Regions from separate parts of the Homo sapiens genome. Here region 2 is linked to region 1. The links are chromatin contacts, found by Hi-C or POLR2A ChIA-PET in ENCODE. All regions are on one chromosome and are shown on one strand. Each heading gives the region's core, a stretch centred on a gene start or an enhancer-like site at or near the end of the contact. The rest is flanking DNA. Distances are from core to core; before and after follow the strand shown. Region 1 holds the start of PES1 (pescadillo ribosomal biogenesis factor 1). Region 2 overlaps PISD (phosphatidylserine decarboxylase).

The links. Hi-C counts contacts between places; a loop is a spot of excess contacts on that map. ChIA-PET counts read pairs that join two places held with the same protein, here RNA polymerase II (POLR2A). Pooled maps may share reads with other maps.
Region 2: a pooled map shows a loop between it and region 1 (3-fold over the local background). The contact joins the enhancer-like site here to the promoter of PES1 in region 1. A Hi-C loop is called at or near these places in 4 of 50 pooled maps. POLR2A ChIA-PET finds 5 or more read pairs at or near these places in 2 of 52 experiments (GM10248 and PC-9).

The regions. Positions count from the first base shown.
Region 1 is chr22:30,590,627-30,593,188 of GRCh38, forward strand. PES1 (pescadillo ribosomal biogenesis factor 1) reads right to left here and starts at 1,284. Exons shown (of 15, transcript NM_014303.4): 1 at 1,184-1,284. The coding sequence starts at 1,207. RefSeq lists enhancers at 1,112-1,827, 1,307-1,606, 1,827-1,906.
Region 2 is chr22:31,634,541-31,637,102 of GRCh38, forward strand. The region is part of intron 3 of PISD (phosphatidylserine decarboxylase); the gene reads right to left. Among named protein-coding and RNA genes, the nearest start is that of MIR7109, 14 kb to the left of the region's middle. Within about 2 kb of position 1,296, at least 8 of the 41 ENCODE cell types and tissues checked have a DNase peak (open chromatin) inside an H3K27ac peak, as active enhancers do; they include PC-9, where a contact is called at or near this core.

The DNA of each region.
Region 1 (2,562 bases), core at 34-2,533:
AAGGGAATAAATAGTTCTCAATGGGGTACTCCCTGGGTATGTGCTGGGGGGAGGAGAGTTCAGCAATGTTTGGAGACATTTTTGGTTGCTGGGTGCTACTGGTATCCAGTAGGTAAAGGATCAGGGATGTTGCCAAATATCCTACTACACACAAGACAATCCTTCCCACAACAAAGACTCATCTTTGTTGATTCTGGCTCTGAAACCCAGCTTTTAAAAACTGTAACGATTTTGTTACATATCTACATCTGCAACTCAAGGGCAGGTTTTCCATCTTGTATCTTTGCAGTTCCGATGGCTAGCACTGGATACTCAATGTAGTGTGTTGGGTTAAGAACACTGGCAATAGAAACTTTCACTCTGAAAGAAACACTTAAGCCAACTATATATTCCTCATTCCCATTCCCTTCCCAGTCTTTTCATGTCACTGGGCCGATTCTCCATACAGCCACAAGAACTCCCTGAAAAACTCTAATCGTGTTACTCCTCCTTTTTTTCCTACTGCACGTAGAATAAAATCCAAGCTCTACACTATTCCTACTGCACTTAGAATAAAATCCAAGCTTACAGGCCTTGCACGATACAGTACGTGTCCAACCCCAATCTTATCAGATGCCATTCTTTTCTTGGTTTACATGCGAGTCATCCTAATGTCCTTCCAACTCCTTACACACAGCAAGCCTTCCCTGCCTACTGATCTTGGCACTTGGTTTCCCTTGTCAGGCCTGCTCGCTAAGCACTCCCATGCCCCAGAACCCATCCAAGACGTTCTGATCTTTCCCATTTCAGCCGAAATGTTATGCCTCGAAGAGAACTTCCAAGACAACACTAACCAACTAATGTAACGGTGCAGTAACGGTGAGCTCTACGTAATGTTTATCACCCTTTCGGTAAATAGTGGTCCCACGGCTCGGCCTGCTTTTGGAATGAAGCTACGCTTGGTAAGTTCAACTCTCTTTCACAGCCCTCTCCACAGAAAGAACTCTGGAGTTCGTTCTCGGATTTCACTAAACGAATACTGCCATCCTTGTCCATTCTCGGACCCCTTCTCGCAGCTGATTACGGTCACGTCGATCCCGTCTTTCCAGTCTCCACGAGACGGAGCCCGGGAAAAGAGTCGACCCCATGCTCTGCCGCCCCCGCACCCCACCCCTCGGGAATCCCCACCGTCTTTCCCAATCACCTTCTTCTTCTCAAGGCCTCCCATCGCTCCACGTTGAGGAGCCGACTAGGGCCGCGCGTACAGGGAGCTCCACTTCCTCCCGCACGTGCCCTGCCAAGGACCCCGAGGACCCTCCCCACCCCACGCTGTCTGTTTGTGCGGGCTGCCCAATGAGATGCCTGTACAAGTCCAGGGAAAGATGGGGATTTCCTCCTCAAGATTTAAAACTATAGTCTGAAAAAAATCACTGAGAACACTCTTTCCAGATCTTTCCCGCTCACAATGGTTACAAACACTTTAAGTGTTAAAACAAACGTGGATATACAGGCTTTTCTGTAATCACCCTGATGACGATTCATTGACTGTGAGCCTCGTTGCATGTTGGGACGGAGAGGGGCGGAAGGCTTAGGGACAGCGCGGTGCCTTCTGGGATGCAGAGGGGCGCCGCACTCCATGGTGCGCGATAGGATTGCGTTGTCAAGGTAACGGTTGCTAAGCGTCGTCAGACTTCGGCTGCCGCTGCTGAGAAGCGGTTCCCGAGGGGCAGGGTGAGACTGCGCTGAGTTCCCACCGGCTTCGGGTTCTCTTTGGTTCATTCGCGGTTATGCGGCTAAAATAGAAAAAAGGAAGACATTTTTCCTCGCGGAGGTATAGAGATCCTAGAGGCCACTTATATTTTCTGAGCCTTAGTGGTGGACTCGTGGTATATTTAAAATGTACATTCAAGGCTGGGAGCGGTGGCGCACGCCTGTAATCCCAGCACTTTGGGAGGCCAAGACAGGCGGATCATCTGAGGTCAGGAGTTCGAGACCAGTGTGACCAATATAGTGAAACCCCGTCTCTGCTAAAAATACAAAAATTAGCTGGCCATGGTGGCACACGCCTGTAATCCCAGCTACTCGGGAGGCTGACGCAGGAGAATCGCTTGAACCTGGGAGGCAGAGGTTGCAGTGAGCCGAGATCTTGCCACTGCACTCCAGCCTGGGCGACAGAGTGAGACTCCATCTCAAAAATAAATAAATAAATAAAATTAAATGTACATTCAACATATTCGAGCTTTTAATTTGTACACATAAATTCTGTAAGTGTTCCTCAAATAATAATTCCAAGATTTATACAAATAGTCACATCACCTTGAGATGGTGCAGTCTGGAAGTAGATGCAATTTTAAGAGGTTTTTTTTTTTTTAAACGTTTCTCCCTTTTTCCAAATTCCAAATTTCGTTCGAAGATGATCTCAAAAGTTTAAATTTGAGGCTCTTGTGAATGTGACCTGGCCCAAGGACTTGGTCTTAGAACTTACACAGAGACAGACGTTAAGCACTGGTGAATACTTGTTTTGAACTATGTGACTTGCACTATCTAATTTAAAGCTAAAATTTAAAACCCAGCAATTCCACA
Region 2 (2,562 bases), core at 46-2,545, 1.0 Mb after region 1:
GAAAAAGTGCTTTAGGCCAGACGTGGTGACTTAGTGTCTGTAATCCCAGCACTTTGGGAGGTCAAGGTGGGCAGATCACCTGAGGTGAGAAGTTCAACACCAGCCTGGCCAACATGGTGAAACCCCATCTTTACTAAACATACAAAAATTAGCCAGGTGTGGTGGTGCACGCCTGTAATCCCAGCTACTCGGGAGGCTGAGGTGGGAGAATCGCTTGAACCTAGGAAGCAGAGGTTGCAGTGAGCTGAGATTGCCACTGCATTCAGCCTGGGTGACAGAGCAAGACTCCATCTCAAAAAAAAAAAAAAAAAAAAATAGAAAAAGAAAAAGAAAAAGTGCTTTTAGGCCTGGCACGGTGACTCATGCCTGTAATCCCAACACTTTGGGAGGCTGAGGTGGGCGGATCACCTGAGGTCAAGAGTTCAAGACCAGCCTGGCCAACATGGTGAAACCCTGTCTCTACTAAAAATACAAAATTACTCAGGTGTGGTGGCACGCACGTGTAATCCCAGCTACTCAGGAGGCTGAGGCATGAGAATCGCTTGAACCTGGGAGGTGGAGGTTGCAATGAATTGAGATCGTGCCATTGCACTCCAGTCTGGGCAACAAGAGTAAAACTCCGTCTCAAAAAACAAAACAAAACAAAACAAAACTGCTTTTAGGTAGAGCCTCCTGGCAGACAGCTTCATGCAGGGCTGCAGGTATCTTGAGTCGGCCATCCCTCGATTCCTTCCAGCCCAGAAGTTTAGCCTTGTGTTTAAGTTCCATGTCTTTTTTTTGGAGACAGAGTCTGACTCTATCCCCCAGGCTGGAGTGCAGTGGAATGATCTTGGCTCACCACAACCTCTGCCTCCCGGGTTCAAGCAATTCTCATGCCTCAGCCTCCCAAGTAGCTGGGACTACAGGTACCTGCCACCACACTGGGCTAATTTTTGTATTTTTAGTAGAGATGGGGTTTCACCATGTTGGCCAGGCTCATCTCAAACTCCTGACCTCAGGTGATCTGCCTGCCTCCCAAAGTGCTGGGATTACGGGCGTCAGCCACCATGCCCCGCTGAGTTCCACATATTCTTGAGACACGGTCCCTCCGCTTGTCCACACACTGACCGCTCAAAGCCATTGGAGGTAGCTCCCAGGTGGGTCCTGGGCCACCTGGGGGCATGGCTGTATGAGCCACCGTTCCGCCCTCTGCGATCTCCTCCTGCCCTAGAGTGAGCCCACAATTCTCTGAGGTCAGAGCTGGCCCCTGCCAGCCAGTTCCAGTGGCATAAGAACACTACAGGAGTTCAGGTGGCACTGGGGCAGGCAGGAGGCTCTGCTTCCCTGCCAACTTGACTATTTGCCCATTTCCACACTCACACCTATTAGGTAAGAAGTAAAATAGTACTAAAGCTCCACTCCCTGCCAGCATGGGGCCAGGTATTTACATACACATCACTCTTATTTAACAACTTTATGAGGGCATGAATGGCCCTATTTATAGATGAGAATAATAAAGCTACAGCATGTACATCGCTCACCAACATGGAGAACACGTCCGATACTGCCCACTACCAGGTACACCGCGGCGCCAGGACGCGTGCTGAGCACAGGCCCATGGGGCTCCAGGAAGGGGACAGGGAGAGAAGGAGGACACAGGCCACTTCACAGGGTTCTGCCTTATGCTTAGGCTGAATGGTGGTAGACCAGACAGGCTGATCTGTCTTTATTCCTTTTGATGAATTGGAATACTGTACTATACATTTTTTTTTTATTCTAAACGGAGGCTAGAAACAAGGAAGCAGCGCTCAGACAGGAGTGAGCATACCTGCAAGCCCAGCTGAGTAAGGCCTTTCCTGCACTGCTGCTCCCCAAACACCTCAGCCCTTGCCACAAGCCCCCAGGGCCATGCCTCAAAACAATAAAACCACCTTCCGGGTTCAAGCGATTCTCCTGCCTCAGCCTCCCAAGTAGCTGGGATTACAGGCACCCGCCACCACGCCCAGCTAATTTCTGGGTTTTGTTTTTTTTTGTTTTTGAGATGGAGTCTCACTCTCTCTCCCAGTCTGGAGTGCAGTGGCACGATCTCGGCTCACTGCAAGCTCTGCCTCCCAGGTTCACACCATTCTCCTGCCTCAGCCTCCCAAGTAGCTGGGACTACAGGCGCCCGCCACCACGCCCGGCTAATTTTTTGTATTTTTTTTAGTAGAGACGGGGTTTCAACGTGTTAGCCAGGATGGTCTCGATCTCCTGACCTTGTGATCTGCCCACCTCAGCCTCCCAAAGTGCTGGGATTACAGGCATGAGCCACCACGCCCAGCCTAATTTTTGTATTTTTAGTAGAGACGGGGTTTCACCATGTTGGCCAGGCTGGTCTTGAACTCCTGACCTCGTGATCCACCCATCTCGGTCTCCCAAAGTGCTGGGATTACAGGTGTGAGCCACCGCGCCCAACCTTTTCCCTTTTTTTAAAAAGATTACATATTCGTTGGGCGCAGTAGCTCACGCCTATAATTTCAACACTTTGGGAGGCCAAGGCAGCTATATCACTTGAGCCCAGGAGGTTGAGACCTGCCTGGGCAA